Regions from separate parts of the Mus musculus genome. Here all the other regions are linked to region 1. Evidence: chromatin loops called from intact Hi-C (ENCODE). Cell type or tissue: heart. All regions are shown on one strand. Links, peaks and the distances in the headings refer to the core of each region. The heading gives the core; the rest is flanking DNA.

Region 1 (7,605 bases), core at 1,615-6,614:
ATTTATTTATTTTTGTTAAATTCTTTTAGAGACAGGTTTCTTAAGTCATCCAATCAGTTGTTAGATATAGATATTATCTGGACTATCCAACATTTCCCATAAAAATTTTACCTACTTGATAATCTCTGGATCGATTATTAATTGGAAGTGGGAAAAGTAAAAACATTCCCCACGCACGCCCCACGCCCCCTCTTTTGACTAGTGAGGCAGGGTCGCACTGTGTAGCTTCAGCTGGCCTGGAACTTGCTGTGTAGCTTGGCTGGCCTTGCTGTGGCTTGCTTGGAGCTCATGGATCTCTCCTTTCTGTCTCTGACTCCAGAATGCTGGGATTAAAAGTGTGTGCCGCCACATCTGGCTGGAGTCTATCATTCTTTATTTTTAAATTGGACATACTGTATTTCTTTATGGGTTTTGTGATTGTGAGAATTAAAATCCAGAGCCCCTTGCATTAAATTGTGCTTTCTCTTTATTTTCTTCCTTCTTTCCTCTTTCCCCTCTCTTCCTCCCTCCTTTCTCAAGACCAGGCTTTACTTTGTAGCCCACACTAACAGTAATTCTCCTGTGTTCTCCTGTCTCCAGTTTCCCGAGTGCTTGGATGATGGGCTATGATAGGCATGAGCCACTATGCCTAGCTGAAACTAGATTCAAATGTAAACTATTTCATTTTTTTCCTGTAAACTGTTTTTTTTTGTATATTTATATCATTTTAATATAATATAATCTAAACAGGGAATGCAGGGTAGAGGCCTGTTCCACCATTATTCCTTTTTAGATTGAAGTGATTCTAAAAGTTGGAAAAGCTCACCTGTGAGTTTCTTCTCTCAGTAACTACTGCTCCTCCTGCCCCCATGTGGATTGCAGTTGTAGAAAAAAGAAAAGTTGGGGCAGGGGCAGTAGGATGGCTCAGCAGGTACTGGTGCTTGCTGCCAGCCTGGTAACCTGAGTTTCAGTCCCTGAGACTTGTATGGTGGATAGAGAGGACAGTTCTGTTTTTCTGATTGATAATGCATGCTCACATATAATAAATAAATGTGATTTTTTACAAAGGAAGAAAATCTGATACTCCAATTGTCCCAGTTTAACAGTTATAGTGTCTGATTGTACAGCTGTATGATTTTGGACTTGACTATAATAGTTGCTAATTTCCTTGTCTTCAATTTCAGGGAAACCTAAATACATTTGAAAATATGCTCCAATCTTAGAATTAACTAGTTTTTCCAGAAGAGCCATGGCTAATGTGAGAAATACAATTCAGACCTCAGTGTTAAAGATACAAATACAAAGTTTACTGGAATATCACTTTTTGTCATGACTCTTAAATCGGTTGAATTATTTAGTTTTTTTTAAATAAATATGTTCTTATTTTATGTGTCTTTCATTCATAAACCCCCTTTCTATTAAATCAGAATCTTGGACTGTTCTAAGACTTAAATTGATAAATTACTTTTGATTTTTACTTTTCAGGTTACAGGAGTTGACTGTCTGTTCAGAAGATAATGTTGATGTTCACGATATAGAATTGTTACAGTATATCAATGTGGATTGTGCAAAATTAAAACGACTTCTGAAGGGTAGGTTTAAATAGATATGGTTATAGTAAACTTGTTTGAACTGGATATCAAAATAGATTTTATAGTGTGCATGTTCTTGTGAAATGGCCAGAAATGTATGTGCTTGACTGGATTTTGGGCATTTGAAAATAATACAGCAGAACATGAATTTTATTTTTTGAGACAGGGTCTCTCTGTTTATCCCTGGTTTTCCTGGAACTCATTTTTGTAGATCAGGCTAGCCTTGAACTCAGGGATCCACCTGCCTCTGCCCCCTGAGTTCTGGGATCAAGAAGGGTCTTTACTGTCATGTTCATCTGAGAATATGGATATTTAAAATCTTGGCAGTAGGAAGTTTTCTTTTTTCTTTTTCCTTCCTCCCTTCCCTTCCTTCCCTTCCCTTCCCTTTCCCTCTCTCCCTCCCTCCCTCCCTCTCTTTCCTTTTTTTTTTTAAAGATTTTTTAAAAAGTTATTTTATGTATATGAGTGCTCTAACTGCATAGAGACCTGCATTCCAGAAAAGGACATGGAATCACATTACAGAAGGTTGTGAGCCATTATGTGCTTGGTGGGAATTGAACTCAGGACCTCTGGAAGAGCAGCTAGTGCTCTTAACCATCTCTTAACCGAGCCATCTCTCCAGCCTGGGAAGTTTTCTTGAGCTACAAGTTTTGCTTTTAATAAGGAGAATGTTATCCTTTTAGAATTTGATCCCTTAAGTGACTCTAGGTCGCAGAATCAATTTGTTTGGTTGTCCAGGTGCTTGAAGAACATGGCCTTGAGCTGCTGGAGTAGTGTATGCCTGTAATCCCAGCACATGGGCAGATGAGGAAGGAGAGTTCAAGACCAGTTTGAGCTATGTAGTGAGTTCAGTGTCATGATGGGCTATAGAGGAAGCCCTGGTCTCCAGAAAAGTAACAAACGAACAACTCCCTCCACATCAAAGGACGGAGTGAAAATCTCAAACAGTGGCTTAATTTCTGACCTGAGAGACTGAGCTTGAGTTATGTAAGCTATGAGAAGTTTTAATAGTTGTGTAATACAGTTTTCAAAATACTTAATATTACAAAACATGCTATTAAGCTGGATGTAGTTATATACACCTTTAATTCCAGCACTTGGGAGCAGGAGCAGGCAGATCTTGTGAGTTTGAGACCAGCCTGGTCTACAGAGCTCCAGAACAGCCAGGTTTCTGTAGAGAGACCCAATCTCAAAGAAACAAAAACAAAAGCAATACAGTGACAGAAAACTTTTTTCTTTTTTGCCTTTAATTTAGTACACAAATTTTACATGTGTTCATGGAATCTTGAATTCTTTGAAAGTCAGTTTTAAGAGAAAAAAGTTTATAGACATGAGTGTCTACTATTTAAAAAGTCAGAAATATCCCAGATAACCTAATGATAACCTCAAGGTCTTAGAAAAGCAAGAACAATCCAGATTCAGCAGCAGGGGACAGCTGGAAGTAACGATGGTCAGAGCAGAAATCAGTGAACTGAAGGATGAAAGAACTGTGTAGAGGGAAACAGAGAGTCGGCTCCTGGAAAGTTCAGCAGGATTGGCAAGTCCTGGCTTGTCAAGACTCCATCAAATTAGAGATGAACAAGCTGAGTTAACTACAGGTCCTAGTGAAGTGCAGAGAAGGAGGGTATATTCTAAATAGTTGGTAAACCTAGAAAAAAAATGGGTAAATTCTTAGGTCTATCAAAACTGAGTCAGTATGGTATTAACAGCCTCAATAGATGCATAGCAATCAAAGACATTGAAGCAGCTATAAGGCAATTCAAGTAGTAATAAAAGATCTCCCAACAAAGAATGCAAGAGCAGATGGAATCCACTGCCGAAGTCAAACAAAAATTTCCTTTACAGAAAAATAGCAAAGGAAGGAGTACTACCATTCTGTGAAGCCAGCAGTACAGTGATAAATACGCAACAAAAAGAAAACTTGAATTCTCAACAGAACTCCAGAAGCAAAACTCCAGAACACTGTGGTTTCCTTCCAGGGATGCAGTGTTGGTTTAACACAACATAGAATAAACCATAGAGTAAACCAGCATGTAGGTTTACGAGCAGAAATTACCCGGTAATCACAGGTGATCAGAAAAGGCCCTTGCTTCAGAAGTTCAGCATTCCTTTATAATAAAAGCTCAGCGGGCATAAATGAATGCACCAAAACATAAAAAAGGATGCATATGAATAAAACCCATAGCCAACATTATACTAATTGAGGGGAAAATAGGAGAAGTTCCTCCAAAATCTAGAATGAGATTAAGGTTCAGACTTTGTGTGGTGCAGACTTTTAATGCCAGTACTCAGAAGGCAGAAGCAGGTGGATCTCTTTGGTTTAAGCCTAGTTTGATCTAGTTCCAGGCCAGCTAAAACCATATATTGAAACACTGCATCAAAAACAACAGCAAAACAAAAACAAACAACCTAAAAGTTTCCAGTTCTCTTTTAGAACTTAGTTTAGTATGCCAAATCTTACCTAGGGCAGTAAGTCAAGAGAGAGCAACAAAAGGAATTCAGATGGGGAGCAAAAGTCCAATTTCCCCAGTGCTGAGGCAACATGTCTTGTTTCACAGCAGAACTGAGGTGGGAGCTCCCCCTGCTGGCTAGTTTTCACAGTGCAGAAGTTGTATGTGGGAGACTGGAGGAGAAAGGCATTAATGAGGATCGCACCGCAGAGATCTCTGCCACCCATAATACCAACTTGTAGGCAAGATGTACTCATTGCAGTAGTGGCACAACCATACGGAAACAACCAGATGCTCTGTGCTTGGTTTTGAAGCCTGTTCCCCAAGAGGGAGTCCATGCCTGGAACTGTGAACCTAGTTAACTTCCTATGCCTGAGGTCTTTGACCCTGGAAGGGAACTTACTGTTGTTGTTTAGTTAAATTGATAAAGCGCCAAGCTGCCTTTAAAATACTTAGGTTTATGTTCGTGAGTTAAACACTACTTTGAAAAGTATAATGAATAAGGAAAATTTAGAGTCACATGGCTGCTGAAGATACTGAGAGTAAGTAGTGGGCAAGTGCTCAGCCCTCAAAAAAAAAAAAAAAAAAAACAAAACATTCAGGCTACCTCTCTGAGGCTCAGGGAGCAGTGTAGAATGAGGAGTGGGAAGAGTAGAAGAGCTGGAAGCTAATGAGAAGAGCTGCAAAGTACTGTCATGTGGCCGTGACACAGCCAATGAAAATCATGATCTCACAGCAGCAGCAGCAGCAGCAGCAGCAATGGACCTATACAAGACTGGTCCCATCTACAGTCTTCATATATCTGAGAAGGGTCCATTTGGTCCTCCCCTTCCTTGCTGAACTATGAACTACTAATGGATTTGGGTTGGGGGAGAGCAAACAATGTTATCTTTTGTGTACCACCTGATCAGCCTATCGTTCTCTGATGAATAGTAGCAGACCCCTGGTCACACAGGTGACCCTAATTAAACTCAGTGCATCACTGAGTACAAAAATGTAATGTGTGAATAGGATTCTAGGGAGTCATAGAGGTAATAGTGAAATAAGAGGGAGAAGTTTGACAGGAGTCAGAAATAGGCTACATATATGTATGAAATTGTCAAAAGAACAAAAATAATAAAGTAATGAATAGAAATATGAGTAAATACAATTTTTGTTAAGAAAGAAAAAAATAGACTTTATACACACCCAAAAGGGGATTTATTAGAGTAACCTATAGGTGTGGCCCAGATAGTCCAGCAATGGCTGTCTCCTGACAGAAGGGCCAAGAACCAGACTGGATGTCCCAGCGGTCCTAATATTATGCTGGAGTCCTAGAGAAGTCTTAGAAAGCTACTGGTGTTCAGGATATGTTGGAATACAGAAGAAGTAGCATCAAGAGATGCCCTAAAGGATCTGCTGTACTCAAGACATGGCCTTCAGAGCAATCCAGTTAGCCGCTGGAAGTCTAGAGGGGCCACCCCTCCTAACACTGTTGTTGTTGTGATGATGATGATGATGTCTGTTGACTCTAAAGGGCACCAGGAGCCCAAAGTTTTCAGGAAGAAGTTTAAGCTTCCAGTTCAATGGAATGTATGTTATGCCTTGGGCAGAAAAGTTCTCCCCCCTTCTGGAACACAAGCTAGTAGGCCAGCAGACTTAAGGTTGTGGTATCAGAAAGTAAAAGTTTTTCCTGTAGGACTGTAGGGGTGATAGTGAGTGGAACCATTTCCATTTCTATCCCTTGATCCCTGGATTCCTGAATCCTGGCTAGGGAGAAACTGAACCATATATTAGATGCTGAAGCACATACTGCTTTCTGGAGAACCCTGCCCCAGTCTTCCAGGGTTCTGTCACCGATATCCATTGTAACTATGTCTTCCAAAGGCTATTCACACCATTCTGTCAAGTTAGCTGCTTCAGGAGGTAGGGAACATGGTAAGACCAGTGAATTCCGTGAGCATTAGCCCACTATTATATTTATTTGCCTGTGAAGTGAGTTACTTGGTTAGAAGCAGTTCTGTGTGGAATATCATGATGATGGATAAGACATTCTGTAAGTTCATGGATGATAGTTTTGGCAGAAGGAAAAGCAAATCTATAACCAGAGTAAGTATTCTAGTAAGGACTAAGAGTTGCCCTTTCTATGGAAGAACTGGTCCAGTGTTGTCAGACTGCCACTAAGTCTCTGGCTGGTCACCTGGGAGAATGGTGCCATATCTGGGGCTCAGAATTGGGTCTCTGCTCCTGGCAGGTCTGGCACTCAGCAGCTGCTATAACCAGAACAGCCTTGGTGACTGGAAGTCCATGTTGTCAAGCCCATGTATAACGTTCTTTTTTGCCAACATGGCCACTTTGTTCATGGGCCCATTGGACAGTAACAGAGATGGCTGGGGAAAGAGGCTGACTGTGTACAGAATGGGTCATCCTTTCTACTTCATTATTGAATAACCCCTCTGCAAAAGTCACCTTTTGATGAACATTTATATGGGCCACAAGTATCTTTACATCATTTGTCCATTTGGAGAGATTTGTCCCCATCTTCCCTAGTTAACCTTTCTCACTAACTTTCCATTCATGCTCCTAAGTCCCTAACCATCCTGCCAATCTGTTGGCTTCAGCCCATGAGTTCAAAAACAGTCACATCTGGCCATTTCTCATTCCAAGCAGAATTTACAACCATGTGACCTGCCCAAAGTTTGCTTTACAATGAAGATTTCTCTTCACTGGCATTTTTTATGGTTGTTCTGTAAAGAGGTTATAATGCAGCAGCTTTCCACACCTGGGTGGTGCCTGCATAGTGTGCAGAACCATCAGGAAACCTTGGTCTCCAAACTTTTCTTTTCTCAGTCAGTTGATTCTAGGAAACACCCCATGAGATCATAGGTACATGCTTGTTAGGAAAAGACACTTTAACAGAAGTAGAAAACAAGCACTTGGACAACTTCTTCATATATCTTGCTCAGGACCTACTGGAGCCTGATCACAATATATTCTACTTTCATTTGATAATGGTTTGCTGTTATGTTCATCCTACTTCATGGCTTGGTATTATGGCTGGTAAAACCAAATACTACTCAGCTCATGATAGGTAGCTCAGATAGCATAGTAACTTGGTGGCCCATTCAATAGCAGGCAAAGAGCTGTCTCTTAATGGGAGAATGGTTGTCTGCAGATGGCAATAGATCCATGTTCTAAAATCCCAAGGGTCTCCTCTCACCTAGAGGAGCCTACCAAAGGCTATAAACTGCTACTGCCATCTAAAGAACCATTTTAGCGGGTCTCCTGGATCACATGGTCCAAGTGGTAGAGCAGCCTGCACAGCAGCCTGGACCTGTTGACGAGCTTTCTTGTTCTAGCTCCCCTCAAAGCTAGAAGCTTCCTTCCTTACTTGAAATAACAAAACAAAGTGAGGAGTATGCTCCTCTGGAATCCAAATAGGCCCACCAAGCTTTGTGCTGCTTTCTTGGTCGTGGGAAAGACCAGATGCAATAACTTACCCTTCACCTTAGAAGGAATATTTCTGCATATCACCACTGGACTTGTAGAAATTTCCTTGAAGTTGAAGGCCCTTGACTTTTGTCTGGATTTATTTACCATCCTCC
Region 2 (5,000 bases), core at 1-5,000, 440 kb before region 1:
GTAGGAGATGGCTTCCATGTGTAATTTTACGAGGAAGGAAAAGAGTCATGGAGAGGTTAACCCACCTGTTCAGAGACACCTGTCATTAACTAGAGACACAAATTCAGGGAGTTTACCTGCTGAAGCTAAGAACTGGACCATTGTTACAGTCTCTGGCTGTTGAATAGGCTCAGACGTGAAAAGCCTTGAATGCGTAGGGAACTCAGTTACTTTTGGTCATCCTAATGATGCAGGTGGATGCAGGGAACATTTTCTCAATTTTTTTCATTCCCTCAGTGTTCCCATCCTGTGATGGCCGTGTCTCACCTCCATGCCAGGGGCCACACTGGGTGTGGAAACTGCAGACAGGCCCTGCCCTCACAGAGCAGCCAGAAAGTCAAAAAAGAGTTCAGGCATGGACATACTTGGACATATGTTTGTGTGGGTGCTCAGAGGCCCCCGGTATCACGAGGGAGGGAGTGGGGTGTGTGTGAAGCTGCCCTAGACTAGGAGGTCAAGTGTTCTAGGCTTGGTTCCTCCACTGGATGGACCTCCCTGTTCTAACCACTGTAACTGAGCTCTGTTTGAGCTGGAAGGGCTGGAAAGCGTCCACATCTCCGAGATCTCTCTCCTTGGCCAAGAGCGCAGTTTGTAAATACTGCACAGAGCCTGTGTCTGTCCATCCTCACTGACCATACCACACCATTGAATGAGAGAGGAGATGCGGGTGAGCCCTGACAAGGCTGGTTCATGCAGACCAGAACCAAACAACTATTCCAGTTGCTAAAGGCCTCCCTTATGTGTCAGGCCATGGGGAAGTGAATGTAACCCAGAGGACACTGGGGTACCCACAAGCCCAGGAAAAGGCTTCTGGGGAAGATGGAGATGCCAGAATAGACAGGGGGCGTGGAAGACCACCCCTCACCCAGAGTTCCTATTGGCAAAGGCCTCCTTCATGAGGACACTCAGCAATGGCCAGCCCTGGGGATCATTTCACACTGCGTGGGCAGAGCCTTAGTGGGGAAAGGATGTTGGGAGGGTCCCTAGACAAGCACTTGGGAGATGCTCTAGCGTAAGACTGAGGAACCTGAGCAGGAAGTTGAGTCCACCATGACTTTAGTCCCTTGCTCCGTTGCCTTCTGTGTGACTCAGTTTCTACAATGGCAAAGGCGCAGTTGCTCACCAGGCCCCTGACTGCCTTCCCTGATCTGTATAGACAGCTGGGAGAAGAGGTAACTCCTCATTCAGGAAGCAGCCACCCAACGGGGCTTGACACTGCAGGAAGAACACCCAGCCGGGTTGCACGAAGCCCACGGGGCTTGTTAGTCAGGCCTGTGTTTTCCTTGCAGATGGTCAGGGTCCCCTGCACCATGGTGTCTGCAGCACTTGGATCAGGAACCTGAAGCCCCAGGACCCAGTGCCCTGCTTTGTGCGAAGGTAAGCACCCACTCGGGGCCCTTTGGAGCCCCTAGCCCCTGGGGATTCTGCAATGCAAGGGAAGGGTCTAAGACTGAGTCTCCTCTCGGCCCATAAAGGTTTAGGGGGTAATTCTTTGTCTCCTCGTTTTGCCATCTGGTTACAAGGTGTCGTGGAGTCCATGACACAGATACAGTGATGCCTGTGGTGGGATCCAATGAGACTGGCCCAGTGTGGAGAGAGGCCGTTGCCTGGGCTGGGAAGATGAAGATGTGCACAGGTCCCCGCCAGGCGCTTAGGTCCCCAGCCCTATCCTGCATGTGCTCCTAGCCTGGGATATCTGCAGACCAGGGTCTTTCTCCTTCTGTCTTCCTGCAGTGTCAGTGGCTTCCAGCTCCCTGAGGACCCCTCCCAGCCTTGCATCCTCATTGGGCCTGGTACGGGCATTGCTCCCTTCCGAAGTTTCTGGCAGCAGCGGCTCCATGACTCCCAGCACAAAGGTACAGCTCTTACTCAATAGGGAGTGTGCCTGTCACTGTGACCGACCTGATCATTACACAGGCACATCAAATTACTACACCATATCCCATAATCAGGTACACAGATGTGGAGTGTTTGTGCTCTGCCCACTCCACGTCTCCATGTTTCCTTGTTAATTTTTAAGGTATCTAGAGGAGTGTGTATGTCCTGGTACGCATGTGGAGGTCAGAGGTCAACTTGTTTTACTTCTTCCAGGAATCAGATTCAGCTTGTCAGTCACGACGGCAAGCACCTCTCCCTGCTGAGCCATCTCATCAGCCCATTTTGCTGGGTTTTAAATGCTTGCCTCCTTGCTGGACCATCCATTAATAACACAGAGATTAATAAGCCTGTGTAGGGGTCCCCAGAGTGAAGGGGGAATGAGAGTAACAGACTTTAGATGAAGACATTTTCTTTTCATTGGAGAAATAGCTGGGAAGGATGGACAGCTCTGTCTGGAATCCTCCAGATGAGGCTTTTCTGGAAGAAACCCTTAGCAATGTTTGACCTTCAAGATGCCTGAGGCCTCTGCACCTATATTTGATGTAGCATCTGGGTCAGGGGAGATGATTTTCACAAAAGAAGGCCACGAGTTTCTGATATTCCACTAAAAGAATGTCCTTAGCATGTTACACACACACACACCTATACATATTTGAGACAAAGTCTTGCTATTGTAGCCCTGGATGAACTGAAAATTCCCTATACAGAGGAGGCTGTCCTCAAATTTGCAGGAAATCAATCCTCCTGCTTCTAATTCCCAAGAACTGGCTATAATAATATTTTAAAAGAAGAAGTAAGATTAAAATAGAATATGTCAAGTAAAAGAAATAGCAATGTGTAGACATAATCAGAACTGATACTTTTTTTTCCTGAACCATGTTTTTTAAGAGTGCCACCATTAGCTATAAAATGGGAATAATGCCAGATCAGAAACCTACCCATTGGGTACCTGGTGCTCACAGGTTGCCCTCTGGTGGCCGTTGTGGTAACTGCAACCTTCTGGATCTTCAAGGGCTCAAAGGAGGCCGCATGAGCTTGGTGTTTGGGTGCCGGCACCCGGAGGAGGACCACCTCTATCAGGAAGAAATGCAGGAGATGGTCCGCAAGAGAGTGCTGTTCCAGGTGCACACAGGCTACTCCCGGCTGCCCGGCAAACCCAAGGTAAGTGCAGCCACCCAGCAAGCTGGCAGAGCACGCATGATGGCCCCTGCCCAGGCTATACAGCCCTTCCACTCCAAGCCTGCAGTGAAGACAGTTGCACAGTGGCAGGGAGAGATGAAGAGCACGATGACAACATCAAGCTCACTGTAGTTTAATCTCCACAGTGCAAACACCTGCAGGTGCCCAGCATCTCTGGGACGCAGGGCTGGGCCGGGCTGGCTTTACACTTAGTTCAGTAAGACTGGAAGGTGGAGCTGATTCCCCCCAGGGCCCTCAGGTTGGCACTCTGCTCCAGGGGCATGAACAGTGCCTACACACTTTCCATTCAGGACCATGTGAACATTCCCTGAAGACCCCATTTGCATCCTAAAGCTGGACCACTGGTCATCTTAGATGAAAAACAAAAACAAACAGACTCCTGACTGACTGCAGGACCTTCTTTATAAATGGAAAGCCTAGGAGCCTATACCTGAGCTACAAATCAGAGCTGGGGCTAATACATACTGGGAAGCCCCCTCTTTCCGGGGTGTAGACAGGCAGATCTCACAGCCCTGGGCAGAGCTATAAACTTGATGTCTCTAAAGTATGGTGACCTGAGGGAAGCTTTACGGGTTCCATTGGCCAGGAGGACAGGATACTTGTCTATCCTGAGCTGAGGTCCTGACTGAAGCCCTCAATGGCCCTCTTCCCCTCCCCATGGCCAGTGTGCCTGACCACAGTGACACCAGCATCCAGGGCTGGTCCCACCGTGTCCTCTGCTTTTAGGTCTACGTTCAGGACATCCTGCAAAAGCAGCTGGCCAATGAGGTACTCAGCGTGCTCCACGGGGAGCAGGGCCACCTCTACATTTGCGGAGATGTGCGCATGGCTCGGGATGTGGCTACCACATTGAAGAAGCTGGTGGCCACCAAGCTGAACTTGAGCGAGGAGCAGGTGGAAGACTATTTCTTCCAGCTCAAGGTATGGGAGCTGGGGTGGGACCCTCCAGAGGGGAGTAGACCAAGGTCACAAGCCTTTGGAACTAGGACCAGGGATGCAGAACTGGGGTGGGGGAGGTGTGTGCCCTGAGATCCTCGGCACCACTGCAGAAACCTGGGGCCGGCTGGGCTCCTCAAGCCTGGTCTTTCCATGCCATAGTGGTTGCCAGCTAGCTGAGAAATCAGGCCAGTGTGTTCCATTTCTCTATATCTGGGATGAAAGCAGCAGTCTCTGCTCCCCACACTCCTGCCTAAATGCCCATTGAGCATAACAGGGCTGTGGACTGTCCCCTACTGCCTATGGGGGACAGACACTTATTTACAATAGGTTGCTGGCTAGGTGCCCTCATTTCTCACAGGAAGGACTCTTGGTAGCAGGGTCTGCCTTGTGCCAGGTGCTCACCAATGATTGCCCCGTGGTGACCTTTCCTTCTGCCCTTCCAAGGGCTTTATGACGGAAGAATGACTGTTCCATCATTTTGCAGATGGAAGGGGCCCTGGTGCCCTAACAGCGAATGTGAGAGCCCAGACACATGGCCCCTCTCTCCTTTTCCCTCTCTCTGTCTCTCTGGTTCCTAAACCTGCCTTTAAGGCTCGAAGTTATGCTCCCCATTTATATTAAACATCTACTATGTGTTAGAGGTAAGAAGCAGTCAACAAAACAGGTGAAAATGTTGTCAATATCACGATAGATCACAGAGCACACCTGTATCGCCAGCACTGGGGAGGTGGAGGCCCAGGGGTCAAGAGTTCAGATTGTCCCTGGGTTTCATAGTCAGTCCAAGGCTGGACTGGGCTATATGAGATCCTATTTCGAAAGTACAAAAGCAAAAGACCTACCTAAACGTAGCTTACATTCTGGCAGAGTTGATCAAATCAAGCACATAGGGTGCGCACTGCTTTGGGTAAGACGCAGAACAGCAGCTCAGAGCTGGGGTGTTTGTG
Region 3 (5,000 bases), core at 1-5,000, 380 kb before region 1:
GCCCACAGTCTTGGCAGAGCTGCTCCTGGCCTCCCTAAGCCCCGGGCCTCGGCTACATTCCCTTCCTGGCAGGGCTGAGGGGAAAACAGATGCTTGTCCACCTGACTGCCCAGCACCCAGCATGGCGGTAGCTGTAGTTTCCACCCTGGCTGCCCCACATGGATGTGGGACTGGGTGAGCCAGGCCTGAGGACCAGCAATGCCACACACTCCTTTTAGAAATAGCGCTCACACGGGGCCTACTGGGGCCACTATGGAGCAGAATCCCGAGCCTGACTGCAGAAATCTGGTCAGGGAAGGACATGAACTCCTAACAGATGTGGCAGCAGGTTTGCCTCCATTACTAAGCTCTGGTGGCAGGTATCACGTTGTTTATGACAGTTTTGAGTGTGGCTCCTAAGGACCCAGCCTTTTTAAACTGATGCCTTTCATCAGTGTGTGTGTGTGTGTGTGTCCTGTCTTCAAGAGAAAGAGAGGACTCCAGTCAGGGTCCATGACCTCAGTGCTGACTCTGGGCAGCTCCGAACTGTGACACCCTTTGTAGAACAATGTCCCAGGGTCACCGAGCCCCTCCCCATCCTGAGCATGCTCAGCAGGGGCTCATGAAGGTGTTAGTAAGGGCTAGGGAGCAGAGGAACACAAGCAAGAGCCACTCTTGGGAGAACAAGAGAAAAGAGACCATCTTATCCAGGAAGGCGGCTGAAAGCTGCTCTTCCGCCTCGAGGGTCACTCTGTTAGTGCCATCCTCCCCTGGCAGTGATGAAAGTCAGGCACCCACAGGCCATGTGGAGGGGAGGGGAAGCTGTTAAATGGAGCACAGGGAGGAGTCTGGAGCAGCAGAGATGGCGTCCCCTGGGTTAGTGCCTGCTGGCATTTTTTGAGTCTTAGCAGAAGTCACGAAGCTGAGTCGGTGTTTAGGAGGAAGGAAGCCCCGGGGCATGCAAGACAGCCAGGTCTACAACCTAGGGACAGAGGAGAGAGTGGTATCAGAGTCTGAGCCTAAAGGAGCCAGGGCTTAGGGGCCTGGCCAGGCCAGATGCCCAGGGACCCACCTCAGAACAGGATCCCCACCTCCACCCCTCAGAATGGCTGGGGACAAGCACAGGGAATCTTCTCCAAGTTCCCACGGGGCAGTCGTAGGTCCCCAGGGCTCCCTGTGACGAGCAAACTGGCTTCAGAGATGATCACTTCTGCTTTCTTGGCTCCTCCCTCCCTCTCTCTACATTCATTATTACTATTATCATTATTAATGTCTGTAGTTCTGGACCCCAAACCCAGCCTTGTGAATACTAAGCAAGAGCTCTACACAGAGTCACACCCCCAGCCGTTCACTTGTGCTTGTTTGGTTTGCTTTTTGAGACAGGGTCTCTTCTGGCACTCACTGTGTAGACCAGGCTGGCCTCAGACTCAGACTCATAGAGATCCACCTGCCCCTGCCTCCCGAGTGCCGGGATTAAAGGCGTGTGCCCATCCCCGTCCCCAGCTGCCACTGATGATTCTACTTCTGACATTTTACTATGTATCCTAGGCTAGACCCAAACTTAAAATCCCCCTGCCTCGGCCTCCTCAATGCTGGGATGATAGGCGTACACCACCACAGCCGGATCACTGGATTCTCCTCTCCTGAGCTCTAGCCATAGTGGGACTTGGGGGGACCTGCTTGGCTCACTGAGCGCTAAACCCCCCTCGCCCACATGCTAGCTAGCTCCTGTGGTATGGAGAGGGGCCCTCCCTGCTGCACACCGTGCGTTTCTTTAACTCTCTGTGAGAAACACAAGTCTGGTGGCCATTTCAGATGCAAGAGGTCATTATGGATTATGGGAAATCAAAGCAAGAATGTGAGAAGCTGGCATGCAGAGACAGAATGGGAGGGTGGGTAGGACAGCCACACACAGGCAGAAAACGAGAGAATGGCAGAAACACACTATTCCTCCAGAACTGGACAGGAGTTCTTAAAGTCGGGGTGACCATAGCGTCCTTTCCCGTAGTAGCGGCTCCGCCAGCGGCTAGGGGTGCCCGAGACCGTTTCACCAGCAGTTGAAGAGAGCCGTCCAATCCGGTCCAGCCCGGTGGGTGATGGCAGCCAGCAGACAGGTGGAGGAGTCAGGATGGTAGAACAGGGGAGATGACAAGACAGGCCAGTGTATCCGCCACCCCCCCAAAAACGAAAAGTGATGAAGCCGACAGGAAAGAAAACAGAAGTGAGAGTTAGAGACCCCATGTCCGAGGAAGCCACGGAAGCCTGGGAGCTGGTGGCTGTGGCCTGGTGACGGTCCCTACTAGTGGACTCCTCTCCCATCTGTGAGCTGAGACCGTGGGGATGACTGGTTTTCAGAAACAGGAGTCATCTCTGAATGCCAGTGTCCGGTGCTGGCATGGTTTCACAGAGGAGGAAGCCTGTACCCAGAGGGCCTAAGGAAGATCTACAGCAGCAAGCAGCACAGGGCTCAGCCCTGGGGCCTCGTGACCCCTCCCCCACCGCCAATGCCAGCACCTCCCTTGCCCAGCTTCCAGGATTTACCGCCTGATGACTGGCAAAGTTTATGCAACTCTGGATCTTCCCTAACGCCCACTGTGAAAGCCAAGACAAGTGACAGGGACCCAGATCCTGACAAAGGGTTGTGGCTGGAGAGGTGTCTTTGGGAGAGGAAGCCAGAGAGCCAAAGTAGAAACAGAACAGGACAGAATACAGAGGAGATGACAGCAGCCTCTTCTGCTCTGTGTCTCAGGACACAAAGGGCCACTAGGGGGAAAGGCTTCTGACACGGGTGCCACAGAGCTCAGTGGCGTGGCTCACTAGGGGGCGGCAAGCTCCCAGTGCTCAACAGTTCAGTGACTAAGTGGGTGCCAGCCTAAGCAATACTGATGTTGCTTATTGGGGGCTGTTTTGGTACTCACATGGACCTGACCTCTGACCCCTTCTCTCAGGCACAACTCTCCCACCATGGTCTAGCCTGGGCTTGGTGTCAGTGACAGTCTATTACGGTGATGTGTGGATTTTCACAGGTGGAAAGGAGGTGCCCCCCATTACAGGGGGCCTCCAGCATCAACTGGGGAGGTGAGAATCCTTCAGCTCCTACACCGTGGAAGCCTTGGATTGTGGTCTGATGCATGTCCAGCAGAGGGCGCCCTCAGACACTCTAGACAGAGGCGCTCAGGATGGTTCACAGAAGGAGGGAGTACTTACTCAGCCGACTTCCAAAAGTGCCCAGGGTGGGAGAGCCGCCGGTTCAGCTTGGGCAGCCTCTCCAGCATGTCCATCAGCAGGCTGAAGCTGGGTCTCTCCTGCAGATCGAAAGCCCAGCAGGCAGACAGGATCTCCTGTAAAGAAGCACTGGGGTTGGTGGTGTGTGGGCATCTGGGTAGTGAAGCACAAGGACAGAGCATTTCCCGAGGAGCCCCAAGAAGCACTCAAGTGCCCCGCGCATCTGTGGAGTCAGAATCAGGTGATCCTCCAACCTTCCAGGTCAAAGAGGACTTGTCTGCTTTCCTTCCCCCTCGACTTGTCAGCGACCAAGTCAAACAGAATGGAAAATGGGAGAGGTCAGAATGAAAGCGGACGGCCTTTCAAGATGGAAGGTACATCCTATGAACATGAAAACATCTGAAGGTAAATGCAGGGTTCTTGGAAAGCATAGAGAACGGCCCTGCCACTAGGGGGCGCCTCAGCGTTCCAGAGCAGAGACTGGACAGGCAGGACTAAATACAGGAGCAGCCGCTGAGAACCCTCAGAACAGCTGCCATGACAGAAGGAAGGCTTTCTTCTCAGGGTCCACTCAGCCCCACAGCACCCTCTGTAGTCCTGACATCCAGGGGTGTGGCCTGCACACGTTGCCAACACAAGGCACACACCCCTGACACTTTTGTTCTCCATATAACGGTATTAGGTATTAATGGTCCCTGTGCCTGTACCACTACGAAAGCCTTCTCAGTCATGTCACATGCCCAGCCCACACTTGTCCTTCTGTCCCTCTACTCACGCCGACTTCCTTCCCCAGGCTGACGGATGCCAGGACGCGCCGTACTCCTTCCCCACTTCCAATCTGCCAGATCAAGGCCTCAGCAGGCTGGTGCTTAAAGGGCCAGTCTCTTGCCTGTAGTTCATACCACACAGTCCTGTGGAGACACACCACAGTGTGAGCTACTAGAGCTCCACAATGGCTGGCCCACGCTAGATGCCAGAGACCAGAGGTCAAAGGCAGTCACTCTGCCCAGCTAGCACAGCCATGACTTTCCAAGGCACACCTCCCCCCCGCCCCCACCAGGGCCTTCTCATTTGCACTTGGGGGGGCCAGTGGTCGACTCACCCGAATGCATAGACATCGGCTGCTTTGGAGAAGGGCAGCTGGTCCTCGTCCCGCCCCGGGATCATTTCTCGTACGATCTCGGGGGCCAGGTAGCACAGCCAGTCATGTGACAGTTTCAGTTGGTTCTCGCGCCTGGAGGTCAGGACAAGAACGACACCTCAGTGGGGGAGCGGGTGGCCTGACTACACACATCTGTACTCACAAGTGGTACACAGAAAGCCAAGAGAGGAGCAGGAGATCTTGCCTTTGAATAGGATGGGCGCGTCTAGGGAGGGAGGCCACAGTTGGGAATGGCGGGGAGCCGTCAGTGACAGGGTCTGAGTCCCCGTGCTGGGAGAGCAGCTGGTTTGTCTAGGTCTCGGATGACTGCAGATATCAAACCTGCATGCTACTGGCCTGCCACTCTTCCTTAGGCTCCCATTCTTAGGGCTTTTTTTTGCCACCCCAACCCTTTACAACCACAGGAACTAAACCCCAATGTTCTGTCTCATGAGGGGCGACCAGCCTGGTCCCTCAGCCTGCATGGTACCCACCTGGAAGCTGAGTACCATGAGGGACCTAAATATCACCCACACCCAACACTGGCCTGAAAGCGCATGGGCTGAACCACAGACCGAGGTGACCTAGCCTGTGTGGCAAGGCTCTCTCCAGCAACACAGCTGTGGGCACTTCACACTTACACAGTGCCCCGGCT

What was found. Peaks named below come from ENCODE experiments on the same cell type or tissue, not always from the same donor. Only the 100,000 strongest peaks of a DNase experiment are listed, where the experiment ranks them.
Region 2: a loop joins it to region 1, with 2.2 times the contacts of the local background. A loop is called at or near these places in 5 of 42 quality-filtered maps.
Region 3: it touches region 1 in a loop (2.6-fold over the local background); 6 of 42 quality-filtered maps call a loop at or near these places.

The regions. Positions count from the first base shown.
Region 1 is chr11:79,394,391-79,401,995 of GRCm38, forward strand. It overlaps Nf1 (neurofibromin 1), which reads left to right. Exons shown (of 58, transcript NM_010897.2): 5 at 1,465-1,571. Among named protein-coding and RNA genes, the nearest start is that of Nf1, 58 kb to the left of the region's middle. In heart, for the core only: no CTCF peak of the experiment used is centred there; a DNase peak (open chromatin) is centred at 4,161.
Region 2 is chr11:78,953,567-78,958,566 of GRCm38, forward strand. Nos2 (nitric oxide synthase 2, inducible) reads left to right here. Exons shown (of 27, transcript NM_010927.4): 23 at 1,329-1,416; 24 at 1,774-1,895; 25 at 2,930-3,078; 26 at 3,844-4,038. Among named protein-coding and RNA genes, the nearest start is that of Lgals9, 29 kb to the right of the region's middle. In heart, for the core only: a CTCF peak has its summit at 2,888 (motif pointing left); a DNase peak (open chromatin) is centred at 2,905; H3K27me3 peaks cover 4,234 bases.
Region 3 is chr11:79,016,376-79,021,375 of GRCm38, forward strand. It overlaps Ksr1 (kinase suppressor of ras 1), which reads right to left. Exons shown (of 19, transcript NM_013571.3): 16 at 4,307-4,438; 17 at 3,980-4,115; 18 at 3,187-3,320. Among named protein-coding and RNA genes, the nearest start is that of Gm11201, 4.7 kb to the right of the region's middle. In heart, for the core only: CTCF peaks have their summits at 3,087 (motif pointing right) and 3,663 (motif pointing right); DNase peaks (open chromatin) are centred at 1,515, 3,086, 4,176, 4,336 and 1 weaker place; H3K27ac peaks cover 1,736 bases.